Regions from separate parts of the Homo sapiens genome. Here region 1 is linked to region 2. The links are chromatin loops, found by intact Hi-C in ENCODE. Cell type or tissue: Caco-2. All regions are shown on one strand. Links, peaks and the distances in the headings refer to the core of each region. The heading gives the core; the rest is flanking DNA. Region 1 overlaps LOC107986098 (a long non-coding RNA gene). Region 2 holds the start of LOC107986098 (a long non-coding RNA gene).

The links. A loop is a pair of places that touch in the nucleus more often than their neighbours do. Peaks named below come from ENCODE experiments on the same cell type or tissue, not always from the same donor. Only the 100,000 strongest peaks of a DNase experiment are listed, where the experiment ranks them.
Region 1: a loop joins it to region 2, with 20 times the contacts of the local background. A loop is called at or near these places in 2 of 110 quality-filtered maps.

Annotation. Positions count from the first base shown.
Region 1 is chr3:73,180,107-73,185,485 of GRCh38, forward strand. All of the region lies in intron 2 of LOC107986098 (a long non-coding RNA gene), which reads left to right. It also overlaps the pseudogene GPATCH11P1. Among named protein-coding and RNA genes, the nearest start is that of EBLN2, 120 kb to the left of the region's middle. In Caco-2, for the core only: no CTCF peak of the experiment used is centred there; no DNase peak of the experiment used is centred there.
Region 2 is chr3:73,091,692-73,097,070 of GRCh38, forward strand. It overlaps LOC107986098 (a long non-coding RNA gene), which reads left to right and starts at 3,543. Exons shown (of 3, transcript XR_001740754.1): 1 at 3,543-3,665. It also overlaps the pseudogene RNU6-557P. In Caco-2, for the core only: a CTCF peak has its summit at 2,546 (motif pointing left); a DNase peak (open chromatin) is centred at 2,520.

The DNA of each region.
Region 1 (5,379 bases), core at 168-5,167, 88 kb after region 2:
AGAGTGCAGTAGCATGATCTCAGCTCACTGCAATCTCTGCCTCTTAGGTTCAAGCAATTCTCATGCCTCAGCCTTCTGAGTAGCTGGATTACAGGTGTGTGCCACCATGCCCAGCTAGTTTTTGTATTTTTAGTAGAGATGGGGTTTCACCATGTTGGCCAGGCTGGTCTCAAACTGCTGGCTTCAAGTGATCTGCCTGCCTTGGCCTCCTCAAGTGCCAGGATTACAGGAGTGAGCTACTGTGCTCAGCCAATTTTATAATTTTTTTAAACCAAAAAATTATTAAACAATAGCATCCAACCATATAAACTTAGATATATATATATATATACACACACACACATATATATATATACACACACACATATATATATATATATATTTACATTCATAAAAATAATGATTAGTTTTCTGGATGAAGAACTGAGGCCCAGAAGTTAACTAGATTAGTGGCTCAAGCTAGGCTGCATTTTAGAATCAAGGCCACTGATGCCCAAGTCATAGTGACCAGTGGCATCAGAATCTCTTGGGGTGGGATCCTTTTATTATTATTTTGTAAAGACCCCTAAGTTAAACTTGAAAAGTGAATTAGCTCATATTAGGTCAGAGATTAATACAAGTTTTACTACTGATTATCTTACCCTAGCAAGTACAGGTTAGTTTTTGTGATTTTCTTATGTATGCTGTTTCTAATAAAAAAAGAGGTTGATCTCTTGCTCAATGCAACTAAAAGGTGGGCTATAAAATGACACAGGTGATCACAACTCTATCCAAAGACTAGTGATGCACCATACTTAATCTCAGCACTAGTTCTTATCCTCAGGTGCTTGTCATTCATTCTTGGGACTTCAAAATAAATACAGATATAGATATCCAGGAACTGCTTTAGACTAGATAAATCAAAATCAGTCACTAAGAGAGACATCTGAGCATATGAACTTTTAAAAAGGTTCATGATTTTGATGCCTCACCCTGGATGGAGCTCTCTCATAGTATGCCACATGGTATGTCCTTAGCTGTATTCAGTAAAATTACAGGGAAGCAGATGCCAGTTTAAGAGAAAACAATGAAAATAATTTAGGGCTACCCAGTAATAATGGATTTTTTTTTTTTTTTTTTTTTGAAATGGAGTCTTGCTTTGTTGCCAGGCTGGAGTGCAGTGGCACGATCTCGGCTCACTGCAACCTGCTTTCCCGGGTTCAAGCAATTCTCCTGCCTCAGCCTCCCTAGTAGCTGGGACAACAGGCATGCGCCACCATGCCCAGCTAATTTTTGTATTTTTAGTAGAGATGGGGTTTCATCATGTTGGCCAGGATGGTCTCAATCTCTTGACCTCATGATCCGCCCGCCTCTGCCTCCAAAAGTGCTGGGATTATAGGTGTGAGCCACCGCGCCCGGCCTGGAATGGTTTTAAAGCAGTGAGCTCTCTGTGGAGGGAAGAATAAAAGCAAAGGTTGAATTACCACTCACTGGGAATGCTATCAAGGGGTTTCCAAATTCAGTAAGTACTTGGATCACATGATATTTGAGTTTCCTCACAATTCTTAAGTTTCTAAAGCCAAAACTTCCAATAGATCACATTTAATGGATGTAGACATTGTCATGAAAACTCATGATTTTACCAGAAATTATCACAGTTATTTTGTCTGTAAAATGGATTAGAATTTAGTAGTACTGGTGGAACATTGCCTCTGACATGAGTCTTATTGCGGGGAATACGTTTCCCCTCCTCTTCATGCTTGGATGGAGGGAAGGGAACTTCTCCTTGCTCCTCCAAAGCGAGAAGTGTAGGAAAAAGCTCTCTGAACCCTCATTCATTCCTTCCCAACAAAGAACTGTCTCATCCCATGGGTGATACAAGAAGGAACTGAGCATGTGTGGTCCAGCCCTTGGTGGACCTTGAAAGCTAACTGGTCTCAGAATGCAAAGATGAGCTCTGCCCCAAGAAGGCAGAGGCCCGCAGTTCTCTCCAATCAGGGAGAAATATTACAGTGTCTGATTGGAGAAAAATTCAACCTTCTCTATTTCAGCTTATTCACTGATAAAGTGGATATTTTTCTCTTCCTCTGACTCCTGTTTCTTATTTCTCAATTTGTTCCAAAGTGAAGAGGGGAGTAAGAGAGTTACCTGTTGGTGTCCTTAAACCCCTCACCTATCACAATACAGCAATAAACTGTAACTGTCCATCTCTATGACACTTGTGTTCTGAAATGGCATTGCATTATTTTTTTCAAGTCAGTGAACTCTCACATTCTAAAGTACAAAAAGAACAAAACATTATATAAAGTCCCTCTTTCTTTACTGGCATAAAAAATTTGGGATTTCTAACTGCTGAATTGTCTATCCCTAGGAAATAATAACATTTTTCAAGTTTCCAGTTTATTGGGAATAATCTTAGTCATGATCTGCGAAGTTGGTCCTGGACAATTTGAAGATAGGTCTTCTTTATCTTCATAGGCTGTTCCACACCAAATACTATACAGAAGTTCTTCTCTTAAATAACTAGTCAATATTTGTAATTTTTCCAGTACACTTAAATCTTCACTCTTATATTCATCTTCATCCTGTTCTTTTTCTTCTTCATCTTCAGTCTCCTTTTCAAGCCTCAACCAGTACCATGCTTCCCTGGGAACCTGAATATTTTTCTGGGTGTCCAATTGTTGACAGACTTGCTGGCTTCTTCTGTGATCTCCTTCTAGCTTCATTTCATCTTGCTTATTTTTAAGTCGCATTCGAAACTGGTCTGCAGCTTTTTCTTCAGCTTGGTTATTCATCATGTGAATCTTTTTTCCGTAGCTTTCTAATTTTTCCTCTGCTTTCCGTTTTAATGATGCCTTATGACCAAATGCCACTTTTCCCTGTTTTGATATTGAGAGGAATGGGTTCAACAATACCACCCCTACCCTTGCCAAGTGCCTGACCACTTTTATAGCCCATCTTTTGGAGCAAGGCAAACCCTTTGTTTTCATAGCCTAGTGCATTCTTCAACCCAATGTTACGTCTTTTTTGTTCTTCTTCTTTTAAACTCTTCTGCCTATGTTTCAAGTTAGCTTCCTGTTGCTTTTCTTCTTTTCCACGGGCTTCCCGGATTTGCCTTAGCATTGGCAAGCCTGGTCTGATATCTTCTTGGACATTAATGAAGGAATCAGACGTTAGTCCTCTTCTTCTGCCATGTTCAACTTCATATGGCTATAGCATCTGACAGCTCTCTACTCACCCTGGTTCAGCTCCGGGGAGTGCGTGCTGCACAAGCGTGCACCGACCGGCGATGGACTTCAGGGCCTCGGCTGCCTACCATTTTTAATCGTTTCTTAAATTCTCAAAATTGGAGAACTAGGTGTGGTGGATGTTTTCTGTTTGCTCCTCTAACCTACACTATGTTCCCTCCCTCCACTCTGCTCTATGCCCTGGGAGGCTGACCTGTCTGAACCTTATCAGTGCGCTCCCTTGTCTTTTGGCACCTGATTGGGTTCAGCTCATGGGGAGCCCAGACTGTGAAGTCAGGGCATTAATGTATCACTTTACCTCTTACCTGCAGGTCTCAGCTTCTAATAGGATGTCCTCTCAATAGGATCTGTGCCCCTATCTCCATCTCTGCACCCCCCTTCTCCTCCTTCCCTCTCTGTCTCTCCCTTGACCCCCAACATGCTTCACCCTTATTTTGCTCCTTTAGGACTTTGGTAATTATCTTTCCTTATACCCTCCCTACACTTTTATAACTAGTATCTATTTTAAATTCTCCTTAAATTATTCAACCTGAGTATGTTATCTCTTTCCTGCCTGGACCCCAACACATATTTTAGGTCAGTGGTTTTAAACTGGGGACAATTTTACCCTCCGGGAAACATTTGGTAGTATCTAGAGACACTATTTTGTTTTGTTGGTTTTAAATTTTATTTTAAGTTCAGGGGTACATGGGCAGGTAAACTACATGTTGCATGGGTTTGGTATACAGATCATTTTGTCACTGATGTAATAAGAATATTATCCTATAGGTAGTTTTTTGGTCCTCTCCCGTCTTCTACCCTCCACCTCAAGTAGTCCCTGGTGTCTGCTGTTCCCTTCTTTGTGTCCATATGCACTCAGTGTTTAGCTCCCACTTATGAGTGAGAACATGTGGTATTTCGTTTTCTATTCCTGTTAGTTCACTTAGTATAATGACTTCCAGCTCCACCTGTGTTGCTGCAAAGGGCATAATCTTGCTCTTTTTTATGACTGCATGGTGTTCCATGGTGTATATGTACCACATTTTCTTTATCTAGTCTACTATTGATGGGCACCCAAGTTGATTCCATATCTTTGCTATTGTGAACAGTGCTGCAATGATCATATGAGTGCAATTGTCTTTATGGTAAAATGATTTATATTCCTTTCAGTATATAACCAATAATGGGATTGCTGAATCGAATGGTAATTCTGCTTTGAGTTCTTTGAGAAATCACCAAACTGCTTTCCACAGTGGTCGAACTAATTTACATTCCCACCAGTAGTGTATAAGCATTCCTTTTTTTCCAAAACCTTGCCAGCGTCTATTATTTTTTGACTTTTTAATACTAACCATTCTGACTGGTGCGAGCTAGTATCTCACTGTGGTTTTGATTTGCATTTCTCTAATGATTGTGATATTGAACATTTTTTCACGTGCTTGTTGGCCACATGTATGTCATCTTTTGCGAAGTGTCTGTTCATGTAGAGACCCTGTTGATGGTCACAACTAGAGGTGGTTTGGGGATGTTTGCTACTGGCATCTAGTGAGTAGAGGGCAGGGATGCTACTAAATCCTGCAATGCACAGAACAGTCCCCTACATCAGACAGTTATCCAGCCCAGATGTCAGTAGTGTTGAGGTTGAGAAACCCCACTTTAGATCTTCACTCACATCTGCTATCACAGCACAACCGTAAAGTCAACACACGTTTACAAACTGCATATAAATAAGAACCACTGAAATTCCAAGTTACAATGTTAACTGAAAGTTAAGGATGGAGTTATTTTGCTGAAATTAAATTGCTGCTCACAATACAAGGGTGGCCCTGACTGCTTTGGTGCTAGTTGTTTTTCAGTTTGTTGTATCTAAACTCCATAAGCTGGAGGATAACTCACTTCTCTTAGTATGTCTCTCTACAAAAGCTACCAGAAAATTACAAAATGGTTGTTCCTAGGGCATGCAGCAGGTTTTGTTGGCTTTTACTTTGCACCAATATAATTTTTTTTGTTTGTTTTTTGTGACGAGGTCTTGCTCTGTCACCCAGGCTGGAGTGCAGTGGCACAATCTTGGCTCACTGCAAGCTCTGCCTCCCGGGTTCACGCCATTCTCCTGCCTCAGCCTCCTGAGTAGCTGGGACTACAGGCACCCACCACCACGCCCCGCTAATTTTGT
Region 2 (5,379 bases), core at 117-5,116:
ATTTTAGGTTCTTGTCAATTTTTATTTTTATTTTTTGCTAATACAAAGAGTCTTTTAATCTTGTACATGTATCATTTCACAAGCGGACAAGTGTGTATGTAAGATGAGTTCCTAGAAATAGGAATCCTGGTTCAATGAGTATATGTTACTTGCTTTTTTTTTTTTAATTATTTTTTATTTTTTATTTTATTATTATTTTTTGAGACAGTGTTTTGCTTTTGTTGTCCAGGCTGGAGTGCAATGGCGCGATCTTGGCTCACCGCAACCCCCGCCTACTGGGTTCAAGCGATTCTCCTGCCTCAGCCTCCCAAGTAGCTGGGATTACAGGCATGTGCCACCATGCCCGGCTAATTTTGTATTTTTGTAGAGACGAGGTTTCTCCCTGTTGGTCAGGCTGGTCGCAAACTCCCGACCTCAGGTGATCCGCCTGCCTTGGCCTCCTAAAGTGTGGGGATTACAAGTGTGAGCCACTGCACCTGGCCTATTTTTTATTTTTAAATGCAGGGGCCATGCTAATCTTGCCTATATTGTTCCAATTTTAGTATATGTACTGCCGAAGCAAGCATGCTATCTGCTTTTTAAATTTATTTTTATTTATTTATTTTTGAGATGAGTTTCATTCTTGTCTCCCAGGTTGGAGTGCAACAGCGCGATCTCGGCTCACTGCAGACTCCATCTCCCAGGTTCAAGAGATTCTCTTGCCTCAGTCTCCCAAGTAGCCGGGATTGCAGGCGGCTGCCTCCACGCCCAACTAATTTTTGTATTTTTAGTAGAGATGGGATTTCACTATGTTGACCAGGCTGGTCTTGACCTCCTGATTTCAGTTGATCCGCCGGCCTTGGCCTCCCAAAGTACTGGGATTACAGGCATGAGCCACCGCACCCAGCCCTGCTTTTGAAGTAACCTAAACTGCTTCTTTCTCCCATTCCCCATTCCCTTCTCTCCCTTCCTCTTTTGTTCCTCCCTCCCTCCCTCCTTCCTGAAGTAGGAACTGAGAGCTCTTATGGGACATTTGGAGGGGGCATAAGGAGTGTGGAGAGTGTAAGATTTAGGTTCATGATTTCAATGATGATTGTAAGTCATGGCCAACTTCCATCTGCTTTTGGAGAAGACAAGCCTTGAACACAGAATTATAATTTAAAGGGCCTGCAGGATCCTGAAAGTTATGTTTCCAAAGGTTTATACCTGGGACAATATTCACCCTCACTGTCTTCAGAAAATAGACAAAACATAAGTACTTCATAGTTTTTTGGAGGAGCCATTCTGTAGGTGAACTGGAAACATACCAGGATATTATCATAAAATGAAAAACATAGAAGAAAACGTAGTTTTGAGACCAGGCGTGGTGGCTCACGATTGTAATCCCAGCACTTTGGGAGGCCAAGGAGGGAGGATTGCTTGAGGCCGGGAGTTCAAGACTAGCCTGAGCAACACGGCAAGAGGCCCCCATCTCTACAATTTTTGTTTTTAATTAGGTGGATATGGTGGTGCAAGCCTGTGTGTGGCACTAGCTATTCAGGAGGCCAAGGTGGGAGGATCATTTGGGTCCAGGAGGTGGAGGCTGCAGTGAGCCGTGATCATGACACTGCATTCCACCCTGGGTGATGGAGCTGGAGTCATCCGTCTCTCTCTCTTTCTCTCTCCTTTAAAAAGCTTATAAAAGCGAAATTTTCAGTGTGCCACAGAATTCTTCAGTGACGAACATAAAAGCAGGACTTGAATTAACTCCATTGTACAGTTTTCCTTGTTACTGAGGGGTACTTTCCCAATTCTACTCTAAAATATTAAAGGATGGGCTTAAAATTTTAAAAAATTAAAATAAAAATGCTCTTATACTCAGTTTTATATTTATGTAAAAATTCCTGGAATTCAGAAAATATTTGGCTTAATCAAAACTTTGCTAACTTTTTCTATGTCTTGTTGGTCAAGGAAATATATGTTTGTCTCCTCTGACAGAGTTCTACTCAGTTCCTGTTGTTTACATTTATGATAAATTTTCAATATGCTACAACATTTTTTTTTGTCCCATATTTTATGACATCAAGACTGGATGAGAAAGAACCCATAGCATAGGCTTACTTTTTTTTTTTTTTTTTTTTTTGAGACGGAGTCTCAACTGGGTTGGCCAGGCTGCAGTGCAGTGGCGTAATCTCGGTTCACTGCAACTTCCGCTTCCCAGGTTCAAGCAATTCTCCTGCCTCAGCCTCCCAAGTTTAAGCAATTCCACTGCCTCAGCCTCCCAAGTAGCTGGGATTAAGGCATGCTGGGCCACGCCCAGCTAATTTTTGTATTTTTAGTAGAGACGGGGTTTTGCCATGTTGGCCAGGCTGGTCTCGAAATCCTGGCCTCAAGTGATCCGCCCACCTCAGCCTCCCAAAGTGCTGGGATTACAGGTGTGAGCCACCATGCCCAGCCAGGCTTACATATTTGGATGTTTAGTCTATGACTGAATGGACCATGTGAATTTGTGCTTGTGTGGACCATTAATGGGATGTGTGCTGATGGTGGCCACACGTGTCGCTGTAGTCTCAGATACGACCCAATGAGGTGCACAGTGAATCTCTTAGAAGCCTTTGTTTTCCATCTGCTGGGGAATTTTGGTATTTCAATTAACAAGGACCCAGGGCAATCATTTTCTCTCTCCCGGTGAAATCCCATTCCCTGCTGCGACGCCCCTGCTGTTGGGGTGCACTCCCTGTCTTCCCCTCCTGGTCACCCCTCCTCTCCACTCAAGTGTGCCCTGCTTCCTCCCAGATGCCCATGAGTCATTTCCTGTGCTTCCTGCCACCACCATGCCTTTCTTTTCTTTTCTTTTTTTTTTTGAGACAGTGTCTTGTTCTGTCACCCAGATCTCGGCTCACTGCAACCTCCACTTGCCTGTGGGGATTCTCCTGCCTGAGCCCCTGAGTGGCTAGGATTACAGGCGCCCACCACCATGCATAGGTAATTTTTGTATTTTTAGTAGAAATGCGGTTTCGCCATGTTGGCCAGACTGGTTTTGAACTCTTGACCCCAAGTGATCCCCCCGCTTTGGCCTCCCAAAGTGCTGGGATTACAGGCATGCACCACCACGCCCGGCTAATTTTTGTATTTTTAGTAGAGACCCTCTACAGTAGAGCACACCCTCGGAAAAGCCACGCTGCACTCACTATCTCAGGACCAGCTTGGGTGTCCCTGAAGGGCAGAACAAAACCTTTCCAAAGGCAAAGCCTCACTATCAAACAGAGAAGAGGCCAGTGAATGACAAGAGCTGATTGAAGAGTTTCGGTGGAAAACACCTCACTGGTTTAGACCAAGTCCCTTCAGGGGACTGGACTGGGAGTAAGCAGAGGCCATGCTTCCTGCCTGGCTTGGCAGGAGTGAGGGGCTGCTGGACGCCCACGGGGTTGCTGGCTCTGGAGAGGGAACTGGTAGTGCTGGAGGGTGATCCAGGGGGAGCAGTCCCCACCTCCACCATTGCTCAACCACCCGCCTGCTTTCTGCTCAGCTTTCCCCAGAGGCCTGCTGGGGGCTTGCTGCGCAGCCGCAAACAAAAAGGCCTCTTTGTAGATCCTCCCCTAGGACGCTCCGGAGGAAACAGCTCCCCTCGAAGCGGTATTCAGCATTCACGGCTGTCACCCAGGAGTCCCTGCTGGGTGCTGGGCCCAGTGCCGGGAGCTACAAAGGTGAGGTGTGGACCGCAGGTACTATTTGTTTCCAGGAGGGGCTGAACGTTTCAGTCTTTGTCATGTTGAGTTGGATTTAATTGCACTGAACTGGATTATTGGAAGACCTACAGCGTGCCCGCCGCTATGCATGGGTCTGGCATTGAGCAAAAATGGTGTGCAAAACCACACTTATACTATATATAAGTTAGTTAGGATAAGTAGCTTATAAGTTGTCTATTAGTATATAAGTTACATATAGAATGGAAGTCGCCCATAGGGAGCTTACATTCTCCAGATGAAGGCAGTACACTGTCCATGTACTGTTTTTTTTTTGGACACAAAGTGTCACTCTGTCACCCAGGCCAGAGCCCGTGATCTTGGCTCATGGCAACCTCTGCCTCCTGGGTTCAACTGATTCTTGTGCCTCAGCCTCCCGGGTAGCTGGGATTACAGGCATGAGCCACCATGCCCAGCTAATTTTTTTTGTGTGTGTGTACTTTTTAGTAGAGATGGGGTTTTACCATGTTGGCCAGGCTGGTCTCAAACTCCCGGCCTCAAGTGATCCGCCCACCTCAGCCTCCCAAAGTGCTGGGATTACAGGTGTGAGCCACTGCACCCATCCCGTCCATATACTATGACGAGAGCATCAAAGCATAGGCGCCTGTGCCATTTAGCAGCTGTGCAAATTTGGTCAAATTACTCACTTCTCCAAACCTTGGTTTCCTGATCTCTAAAATGGGTAGAGCAATGGGCCTTCTGTTGAAATAATTAAATGCTACGAAGAATGACTAGCACCTGACAAAGCACCTGCTGCATAATAGGCCTCAATATATGTTAGTGTCAGTGGATCATGAGTTAAATAGGAATAATAAGAGTATATTTAGTGCAGCATAGATCTCGCACAACCCTAGACTTTGTAAAAGGCTTAAACTGGTGCCTGGGAGGTGAGCTTAGCTATTAGGGAAGTGGAGGCAGCAGTGATGTGGTGACTTAGTTCTATTTGAGCCCAGCTGAAACAGATGTCTTCTCAAGTTCTCTGTGTCCCAATCTGTGAAATGGGCATGATTGTAGTTTTGTCTCTTGGCCTGTAGTGAGGATGAAAATAGGCAACGTGTATGATTGGAACAGCTTGTCCTGCACCAAGGTCTGGTGACCTTTGTGACTCTGTCCTGGAAATTTGCTGTTGCCATTCATTTATGTTAAGCAGCTCAGCCTGATAAACCAACAAGCTCATGGCACACGTTGGAGCAGGGAAAACGTACTTTAAGGAAATCTTAGGGAGGCTGCCGGAGCTGGGGTCCCAGCCTGGCACTGACCTTCTAGGTCACTATGTGGGGGCCACTTGCACCCCTGGTTCTCTGTTTACCAGCTGCATAATGGGCCTCAAACTGGATCATTGGTTTACATCCAGGGTGGTCAATAGAGTCACGTGGGGAGCTTTTAATACGTGCCAGGCCCCAGCCTGCGGATTCTGAAGCTCTGGTTGGGGGTCCCAGGAATTTGTATTTCGAAAAAGGGTTCCCAGGATTCTGATGCCCACAACAGCCCAAGGTCTCTAGGGTCCTGTTAACTTTTCTATCCAGCAATTCAGGGAAGTCTTGAAAATGCTCCGTGCAGGGCCGGCCGGGGTGGCTCACGCCCGTAATCCCAGCACTTTGGGAGGCCAAGGTGTGTGGATCACAAGGTCAGGAGTTCAAGACCAGCCTGGCCAAGATGGTGAAACCTCGTCTCT